Regions from separate parts of the Homo sapiens genome. Here region 2 is linked to region 1. Evidence: chromatin loops called from intact Hi-C (ENCODE). Cell type or tissue: ascending aorta. All regions are shown on one strand. Links, peaks and the distances in the headings refer to the core of each region. The heading gives the core; the rest is flanking DNA.

Region 1 (6,388 bases), core at 1,099-5,098:
CCTTAGTTCAGCTCACACCGGGCTCTTGTCACATGACCAGGAAACATTAGGCTCGCAGACACATAGAAGGGTGAGGAAAATGGAATTTATTGGGCAAAAAGGAAGAAGGAAAAATAATGCTCAGCAAAGTGAGAGTCCTGCTAGCAGGTTTCCTTCCTCACAGATTGAATCCCAGGTCACCACCCAGGAACAGGAGAGGCCAGGCTCCTTCCCCCTGCAGATGGCACGAACTTCCTGAGACTCCACCAATCTTCCCAGTGAGCAGGTGGGCATTATTCAGAAGGAATCAGCTGGGAAAGGGCAGGCTTCATCCGGGACCAGCAGTCCAGTTTTTCAGCCTTCAGGCTGTTTTAGGCTTGAAGGTGGGGTTTCACCAGGGACTCTTGGCTGTCTCCTGTCTATCACTATGAGCGGATGGCTTTTATTTGTCCTGTTTGTTTTCTTTATTAGAAGGAAGAAAGGCTTAACATGTTAGGATACTCACAGAAGAGTATTTCAGTGCTCTACATATGCCTGCCTAGGAAGAGGATTAAAGTTAATGTTCACTTGAGTGCCCATCAAGTGCCAGGTTTGGTGCTGTAAGTGCACATCTCCCAGCGGCCCTCCAATGTATGGATTATGATTGCAACTTCATTTTTAGGATACTGAGACTCAGAGAAATGATGTAATTTGCCCAAGATCACACAGCAATTAAATCGGATTTAGTCAGTCTGACTCTAAAACCCAAGTTCTTTTCATTGCACCACATTACCTTTCAAAAAGTAAAATACATCAAGTGTTAAGTTCCATCTCCATGTTTCCCAGGCACTTTGACCTTCTGGGAGATGGTGGTTAAAAGGTCAGGCCTGGAGCCAGTTTGCCTGAGTTCAGACTTCACACCTGCTCATAGCTGTGTGGCCCTGGGAATGTTGCATGCCCTCTCTGTGCCTCATTTCTTCATCTGTGTCATAGGAGCCAGGAGAAAACTCCCCCTTGGCCCCGTGAGGGCTTGCTGAAAAATCCGCTGACAAAAGGCAGATTAATAAGAGAAAAGGCAGAGAAATGTATTCACGTGCATTGAGGGAAAATCACAGAATGATTACTCCAACCCTCTAATGGGGTACAGAGGCTTATATATCATCTTGAGGCTACAGAAAGATTGTGATCTCAGAGCACGGCCAAAATAAGTTATGGTGGAAATCAGGTTACAGTGGCAAGACAGGTTATGGGAGGGGGAGAAGAGGAGGCTTAGCTAACAAAGGGAGTTTTGTTATGTAGAAGAAACCTCACTGGTAGCAGTCCTCAGAGAGCTAGTGAATGTTTCTTTCAGGCCCTGAAAGGTGTCAGACTCTCAGTTCATCTTTTGAACAAGGGAGGGCTTCAGAGACAGCCTGGCTGCATCCATGCAGATTTTCTCTACAGATACATATCTTCCCCACAAAAGAAAGCTTTTTAGCTATTCTTGTATTTCCAGCCGTTCTGATTAGCCATATTGAAGTATGTCAAGGAAATATATTTTAGAGTGAAATATTTTGGTTTCCTTCAGTATAAAGGGTAGTAATATTAGCTTCTACCCAACAGGGTTGCGGTAAATCCAGAATGAGCAGCTAGAGCAGTGCCTGACATATGGTGGAGACCAAGTTAGTATTTATCATTGAGCTTTGTGATGACACTATTTTATCAGCGGAGGAACTAACTAATTTGCCTGGAGTGGCACAGCTAGAATGGAGAAGCGCAGCTGAAATAGAGTTTGAACCCAGCCTGATAATGTACCCAGGGTTCTTTTCATTACATCTCAAGGAAAATTAGCAGGAGTCACTGAGAATTAGGGAGGACACAATGTACTCTTCTGAGTCCCTGAAATGTTTGTGTTGGCTTCTCAGAGAGAAAAAAAACATAACAACCGTTCTCTGGGATATGAAAAATCCAATGTCCATAACCAGAGGGCTCTGATTTCCAGTTTCAGCTCAAGAAGCCAGTCATTAAGAAGGCCCTCACAGCTTCCTCACTCAGTGTTTTCCCTTAGAATCCTGACCCACTGTAGCCTGCACCCTTTTTCCCTCCCCCCAGGACTCCCCACCTCCAGGGCTGGCATGATCCCTAGAATTACTGTGGAGGTAGCAAAGAACTGATGATCAGCATGAAGTGGCTGTGATTTGGGTCTCCTTGCAGAGCTAAGCCTCACATTGGTTGCTGTAGTCCAAGCTTTGGGGAAGACGGCCATAGTACTGTGTGCTAAGCCACTTCTGCCTATTGTTTTTTTTTTTTTTTTTCTTGAGAAGGGGTCTTGCTGTGTTGCCCAGGCTGGAGTGCAGTGGCACCATATCAGCTCTCTGCAACCTCTGCCTCCTGAGTTCGAGAGATTTTTGTGCCTCAGCCTCCGAAGTAGCCGGGATTATAGATGTGCACCACCATGCCCGGCTAATTTTTGTAGTTTTAGTAGAGACGGGGAGCAAGAGTCCCAATGCACTTTGGGGTGAGATGTGTGAAGTGTCGCAAGTAGCATGAGGGAGACAGATGGGAAAACTGCTGGCGGGTTTTAACTAGGGCTGCTCTTGGCTGGCTGGGCCTGGAAAACTTACTCAGGCCAGCAGGAACTCTTAGCAGCTGCTGTTTGCCTAGAGCTGGGCTATGATTAGAATGTGTCACCACCTGCTCTACCGGTCACTGACTCACCTGGCATTGTGCCGACTGCTGGATCAGAAGGAGAAATCCTTGGTTTTCCTTGGTTACTAAGCCACAGCTGGGGACTGTGGTCGGCTTCAGAAAATTTCTGACATCCCAACTCTATTATTTTAACTTAAACAATACACAAGACAAAAAACCAGTACGAGACAGTTTCCATATACCTATTTGATTAATTTGCCAGTTACTTATTCATTATTAGTTAACAAAAGCTATAAGCATTTTTTATCTGAGGTTTCATAGCTTTCGTTTCAGATGGTAGTAATATAAAGATGAGTAAGACTTGGTACTAGCCCTTGGGGAGGGGGTCATGGTCTGACACAATACTACACTGTAACATAGGAATCCAGAATAAGAAGAACAGAAAGTCAAAAGCCCATATTATTTTGGTAGTTTATACTTCTCCAAGTTATAAAAAGAAGTCACAACTCAAGCCATATCATGACTAGTGCTTCTATACGTGTTATTTATCTCATTTGAAAACAGCTTTTTAACTGTCCTAAACTCCTCACCACTCCTCCCTCCAATTTGTAAGCTCTTTCTTCAAAACCTGACTGCAACCTCACCCTGAGATATCTTCTTAGTTATGCCCCATTTGATTCTGATTCCTACATATTTCTACACATAGGACTTTTATTCCTACTTACAGGATTCCTTGGTATTTATGGTGGGCTGTTCATTTATCCTGAATGTATTTGTATTTGGGGGTATATAAAGATGTGTATTTTCATGTAAATTTTATTGAAGTAAATTTTATTTTATAACATGTAAATTTTATTTTATAACATGCATATGGAAGAGGAAACATATTATAAGTGTGCAGCTCAATTAATTTTCACAAAGTGGACATATCCATGTAACCCGGACCCAGATTAAGAAACAGACCATTCCCGGCATCCAAGAAACTCCCCTTGTGCTCCCTTCCAGTCACTACTCCCTTGAAGGTAATCACTCACCTGACATCTAATAGCATAGATTAGTTTTGCCTGGTTTTATACTTGACATAAATGGAATCATATGGTCTTTACTCTCTTGTTTATCATTTCTTTCTGTCAACATTCACCTAATACCATCTTAACTCTACTGAAACTCAGCCTTGTTTGAGAAATTATTCATGTTATTATGTGTATTTGTAGTTTTTTCACTTCCATAATTGTATACCTTTTCGTTAAATGAATATACCACAATAACTTTTTCACTTTATTGTAGAAGGCCATTTGCGTTGTTTCCAGTTTTTGACTCTTGTGAATAATGCTGCTATTAATATTCTTGTAAATATCTTTTGAAGAACATATATGTACATTACTGTTGAGTACATACCTAGAAGAATTCCTGGGCTATAGGGTATATGTATGTTCATTCAGTTTTAGTAGACACTGACAGTTTTTCAAAGTGATTATACAAATTTACATTCCCATCAACATTTTATGATAATTGTAATTGCTGTAAATCCTTACTAACACTTAATCTTGTCTTTTTCATTTAGTTATTCGAGTGAGCATTTTGTGAATACATACACATATATGCATACATGCATATTTGTGAATATGTTAATATATATTTGAAAATCATACATGTATTTGCAAATCATATTACTGATTGCATGTCTGTGTTTCCAATGCAATTATGAGCTCTCTGAGGGCAGGGTCTATCTTTTTTAATTGTTTTGTACATTCTTATTCCATAGTACAATGCTCTATACCAAATTCATAGTCAATAGGCTGTTGCTAACTGACTATATAACCCAAAATGGTGAAGAATTAGGCTGGTGATACAGAATAAAATAAATATGGGTCATTTCTCATTGTTTTTATAGCTTTTAAATTTCAGAAGTGCTCAAGGTCCTGTAACCTTAAGAAAACTCCTCCATCGTGCATGGTGGCTCATGCCTGTAATCCCAGCACTTTGGGAGGCTGAGGCAGGAGGATCACTTGAGCCCAGGAGTTTGAGGCCAGCCTGGGCAACATGGCAAAACCCTGGCTCTACAAAAAATACAAAAATTAACCGGATGTGGTGGTGCACGTCTGTAGTGCTAGCTACTCTGAAGGCTGAGGTGGGAGGATTGCTTGAGCCCAGGAGGTAAGGAGGTCAAGGCCGCAGTGAGCTGAGATCGTGTCACTGCACTCCAGCCTGGGCAACAGAATGAGACCTTGTCTGAAAACAAACAAAAACTCCTCAACACAGTTAAGATAAACAATAATGAAAGACCTATTTGCTCTAAGGGAGAGGCAGAATACTTCTAACATGTTAAGTAGTGCTGTTTCTTGGTAGAGTTGTGAGGTCACCCATGTTTATTGATACTGTTTTCAGATTCCCTGCATCTTTTTAAAAACTGTGTTCTTCCTTTTCTCTCATGTTCTCATGTTCCTGGTGTAGGAGTCAAGAGGAACTCTTGGCCCTCTTAAGGCTTGCTAAAACATCAGTTACATGAGGCAATTGGTTAATAGGAGAAAAGGCATATAAATTTATTTAACGAGTATACACAGGAGCCTTCAGAATGAAGACCCAAAGATACAGGGGAAATTGTCTATTTTTATGTTTAGGTTCAACAAAATACGGACAGCCATGTAGAAATATGATTGGAGGAAAGGGGTATGATATAATGCTAATACACTGCTTGGGGAAACCCATCAAGGCCTGTCTGTCTAGATTTTTCTTGGCCTCTCTGAGCATCCATTCCTTCCTTCTGGGTGTGGGGCGGGACCCAATAGATCAGATGATTTTTTTATAGCCAGTTTTTATATGTAAAGGTAGAGGGGAACTTAGAGAAATATTTTTTAGGTTTTATAACTAGCTTTAGGGAGGAGTTCTGGTTTCTGTGACTTGCCTTGGGAAAGAGAGATTTTAGTTTCTATGGCTAGCCCTGGGAGAGAATGTGATTGAGAGATAGGAGGGCAGGGAAAGGTCAGAGAAAAATTTTTGCTTCTGAGACTGATTCTGAGGCCTTTATTTTTGGGTATTGTTTTCTGAAGCTCAACATCCCCCAGTATGAAACTTCCTCGAGAAGTTTCTCAATCAGAAGTTGGGTTGGTGGATTGTCTTTTAAGCCATTTGAGTAAGTCTCTAAGTCCTGATAATAGGCTGGTTCAGTTGAATAGTTAATATTTATGCTTGTATCTCATTTTAGGCATTGATGTTATAGATGGACTTTCGCCAAAGTCTGGCTTCTATATTATTTGACAATCAGATAAGAGGCATTTCCATGGAAACAAAATAAAAATAAAGATTAATGGCTAGAATAAACTGTAAACTCAGTTTTTGAGTCCAGAGGGCAGCCAGTTGAGAAGATTTTTAGATGTTGGGCTGGAAGCATCTTTAGATGAAGTGAGAGCAGATAGTGGCAATCTGATAATTTTTCTGGTTTGTAGTTTATATCAGATGTTTTAGTGAACTTTTTGAGTAGTCTATACATCAACAAACATGAAGATTGCTTTTTTTGTTGTTTAGACTAAAGGTACCTTTTAAAGTTAAGACTCGGTTAACCTTATGACTTAACCAAGGATGCATGAAGCGTCTATAAAAGGTACAAAGCAGTCCTCATAAGATCTAGAACTATCCCAAAGACGGCTTAAAGAAAGAAAAGTTGGCCAGGTGCGGTGGCTGGGATTACGCCTGTAATCCCAGCACTTTGGGAGGCCGAGGCGGGTGAATCATTTGAGGTCAGGGGTTCAAGACCATCCTGGCCAACATGGTGAAATCCCATCTCTACTAAAAATTCAAAAAA
Region 2 (4,383 bases), core at 384-4,383, 130 kb after region 1:
TTGACTGCAGGTAGTAGGTGAGCTGGATGGCCTCTGCAGATTTCACCCGGTCTTTGCTGTGCACAGTGACGCCCCCAAGCTGGTGCCCATTGTACACAGCCCTCCCGTCCTTTAAGTGAGTGATTGGGTATGTGATAGCAAAATTGGTCCGATTGGTGGCCCGAGCATTCTTTAGCTCTTCCAGGACGTGCACTATGTCATCCACGATGCAAGTCTTATCATTATTCAGGATACATATATGGGCAAACGTGTAATTAAAACCAGGCCTTGGAACCTGGATCTTGGTGACAGCAGCATGCAACTGTGGGGGAAAAAAATGACAGCATTTATTAATCAAATATTTCTATTTTTATTTTTTGGAGAGGGTGGACATTCCGTCTCTAAGCTAAACAGTTCAAATCAAATGTTATAAACCTAGATCAGAAATAGGTAGTAGGAATGTGAAACACACATTTGACCAGTGGTTCTCGCAATGTGGCCCCTAGAACAGCAGCAGCAGCATAACCTGGGAGCTTGTCAGAAATGAAAATTCTTAGGCACCATCCCAGACCTGGTAAATCAGAATTTCTGGGGTGTAGCCCAGGAATCTGGGTTTTCGCAAGCCCTCTTAAGAATTCTGATGCAGCTGACATTTGAGAAATGCTGCATTAAAGTACCAGTATTCTTTCCACGTGTTCTTTATTTGTGACCCAATTGGTCTATACTGTTGGGAAGTCTTATATAGGTCCCCTGTTCAGTGTCCCTGTTGAAAATGTAACATAGAAAGTGAACTAAGGTGCAATTCCAAATGCAGAGATCCTCTGCTGGCTCGTCCTTTAATGCCGATTTGCAGGGCAACTAAATGATCTCTTCATCCAATTAAGTCTCTCTCTACCATATAAGACAAGAGGTTTACCTTGAGGGTCCTTGTTGTCTCTGGCTTTCCTTGCCTACATGTATGGGAAGGGAGCTATAACTGTAAGAGCCTGGCTGGGATATATGGGAATCATGCTAAAGGAGAACAATGGGATTTATTCTACACACCTTGCTCTATACCGAATTTGCTGTGCCCAGGTACTGAATGCTTGTCATCAAAATATGCAGGAGAATACACGCACTAATTTAACTGCCCCTACTACATGCCAGGCACAATTCTAGGCTCCTTATACAGATAAACTCATTTAATCCTTGCAGCAAATTACAAAGTAGGTTCAAGTACTAGCTTCATTTTACAGATGAGGCAATACAGAGAAGCCAAGTCACTTGCCCAATGTCACACACATAGTAAGAGGCAGAGCTGGGCTATACCAGGCAGTCTGGCTCCAGAACCTGTGCTCTTGGCCCCTCACCATACACCTCTAGCCATCTGAATACCTAAGGTTCTTGTTAGCAACTAATTTCTGAATTTATGCTTTTACTGCCCCACTCCTAAAAGTCACAAATGCTCTATTTCAGATATGTACGAGTATGTGTAATCTACTGTCTAAGATAAGAAAACAAGGTAGTCGAGGGGTGTGGTGGGAGTAAGGGAGTTAAATGAGCTACTACCACGTGTCAGGGCTTCACACCTTAAATTCTCTCAACAAGTCACTTTACAGATAAGAAAACTGGGGCTCAGGGAGGCCATGTAGGTAGGAGGAATGGCGGGGCTCATCACTGTCTTTTTGAAAATGGCATATCATGTTACTGTTTCAGTGGTAGCTACACAGGTCCTTAGTTTAACTGTTTTGACTCACCAGTAGCTTATCCTCATGGTGGCTTTGCTTTCTCTGTATAAAATGTGGCCCGTGTGCAAAATGAGGCCAGTGACAGACATGTAGTTGAGTGTTAAGTAAACTAGTACATCTACGACTGTGCTTAGCACTGAGTGGACTCTCTCAAGAGTATAGATAGCCATTATGACATATCTGATGAATGAAGGACATTTCATCTGTAAAGAAGCTAGAATTTAACATGCACAGAGTTGTTATACTGTAGCTGTGCCACTACAACTCATTACCTTCTCCATGATCCTGATATATTTTCTCTCAAATCTGTGCTAAATAGACTATCTGTTAAGACATTTTGCTGCGCATGTGCCTGGATGAGTGGGATATTATGCTTTTAAAACAATGTCTGAGGGGCACTAGCTGTCAAAGTGCTTTCATTAGCACAGAGCATGAGTGGAGAATCCTAATTCTCAGTGGCCCCTTGCCCCCCATCTCTTCATGGGTACCAACCCACAGGATCAGAAAACATTTCATTGTATTATGTTTGGCTGAAATAATTTGAATTCCTTTATATAAATATGTAAACACACACACACACACACACACACACACACACACACACACACACCCCTAGGAGGCTATTTTCACAGCCTAATCATATGCTAAATGTTTGTTTTGATGCTTTGGGATTAATGGTGAGCAAAATGTCTTCCATGATTTTAAGCTGTGAAAGTGTGTTTTTATCAATTCTTCTCTAAGCATGGCCCAGTGAATTTTGATTAAAAGAACTCCTAGTTACAAAATATTTCAAATTATAAAAGGTTATTTTGGAAGAAAGAAGAACTTAGAGGAATTTAAAGACAAGAGAGAGTTTTGATAAGCACTGAAGAAAGACTTTGGGAAAAGATTCAGAATAGGCTAGAAAAGGAGTGGTATTGAAAGCATGCCTAAGTGTAATATTTAGTGCATTGTTTGTTCCCATGAGCAGTGTAATAAATCTCCCTTAAAGTGATTACTAAATATGTCAAGAGAAAAAGATTGCCAAATAAGATGGTGTTAAGCCACAGGGCTGAACCCAATTATAGCAAGGGGATATTTTCCATCCATTCTCTATGACGGCCATGCCCTTCTGGGTGGGGAGTTGTAAACTCTTTAGGGATCTTCCAACTGTGCAGATCTACTGCTATGACCCCAGGACCATACATCGAAGAAAACAGACACCATGTTAACCCGCGTACTACAAGACCATAGGAGGGAATCTTGGAAAATGAGAACCTTAATGAAGTTTGAGAGGGAAGGTTTCTTAACTCACTTCCAGAGCTGCTGTAAGATGCAACTGCCTTGACTTTCCGACAGAGTGGTGGGTAGAACATGTCACTCTTGCTTCTGAGTGGCAGAGTTCTGCAGAGTGACAAAGCAGCCAGAGAGAGGGTGTTGGCTGAGGCCACCCACCTAGCAGGGGGAATCTGTAGGATTCTACTGTGGAATAAGAGGTGAGAGGATAACAAGAGTTATAATAAGGAGTTGAGACTCCCTTCTGTGACTTCTGCAGTGGCTCAGTTCTGATCTTTGGTGCTTATGAATACACATAAGCACAGACACAATCCACTCTTGGAAATCCACATAGCCGTGGGCAGATATACTGCGCATGCTACCTGAACATCTACCTATACCGAGTTTTAGAGTGCCCTGATTTACTTTCCTAAAAGAACCCCACTCAAGGCAGTAGAAACATTAGTGGATGTTCTAAACTGTAGTACCAGATATATTCACAGAGGGAAAAGAAAGCCAGGGTTTGAAGCTATGCTTCAGATAATCCACAAAATGGACAACTGCGATCCATATAAGCTTGTTATTGAACTAGGTAAGAGACGCTCTTCTCAGAAAAGAAAACGAAGGAAAAAACGACACAAACTAATTGTCCTGACCCTTAATGTGGTCTAAGTCTGTGGTGTGAAATAACATATAATCCATGTTTCTATAACTATGTATAGATTCTAGATTATTCATTCAACACACATTCAACAGGTACTCATCAAATCTACTATGCTGTCAATAATAGGATAATTTTCCTGAATTTAGCGTGCTTGCACTCGCGCGTGGAAAAAATCTCATGAGATGCAGTGTCCAAAACAAAGGGAAACTCCTAACAGTAAACAACGCCAAGTGCTTTGTACTAGTAAAGCCCGAACCAGTGTCAATTTCAATAACAATATTTTTTATTGTTATTGTATTTGCTGCCAAAGAGGCCAAAACTGAATGTTAGATTGAGATTAGTTTTAAGGCTCTGAACACATCACGTAAATTATTAGCTTCTTTGCTCTCATCATTCTTCAGGTTAAGAATGATAATGATAATAGTAATTAGTTTTCTAAGTGCTTTCTATACAGTTGAAAAATGTATTTAAAACAGACTCTGTGGCAATGGTGATACTATTATCCTCATTTTATAGCTGTTGCAACTGAGGCCTAGAGACTTTCAATCACTTACCTGAGATGAGCCAGTAAATAAGGGCAGACCTGATTCTCAAGTCTTACTCCACAGCAGGACACTTAGCATACACCAACAAATTCAGCAGTGAGCATGAAGACAACTTGGGGGTGGATAAAGAATTGTCAGCCCGGCCGGGCGGCGCGGTGGCTCACGCCTGTAATCCCAGCACTTTGGGAGGCCGAGGCGGGCGGATCACGAGGTC

The links. Peaks named below come from ENCODE experiments on the same cell type or tissue, not always from the same donor. Only the 100,000 strongest peaks of a DNase experiment are listed, where the experiment ranks them.
Region 2: it touches region 1 in a loop (4-fold over the local background); 1 of 110 quality-filtered maps calls a loop at or near these places.

Annotation. Positions count from the first base shown.
Region 1 is chrX:23,500,605-23,506,992 of GRCh38, reverse strand. No RefSeq gene overlaps it. Among named protein-coding and RNA genes, the nearest start is that of PRDX4, 160 kb to the left of the region's middle. RefSeq lists an enhancer at 1,003-1,542. In ascending aorta, for the core only: no CTCF peak of the experiment used is centred there; a DNase peak (open chromatin) is centred at 2,622; H3K27ac peaks cover 1,102 bases.
Region 2 is chrX:23,375,509-23,379,891 of GRCh38, reverse strand. It overlaps PTCHD1 (patched domain containing 1), which reads right to left. Exons shown (of 3, transcript NM_173495.3): 2 at 1-301. Among named protein-coding and RNA genes, the nearest start is that of PTCHD1, 43 kb to the right of the region's middle. In ascending aorta, for the core only: no CTCF peak of the experiment used is centred there; no DNase peak of the experiment used is centred there.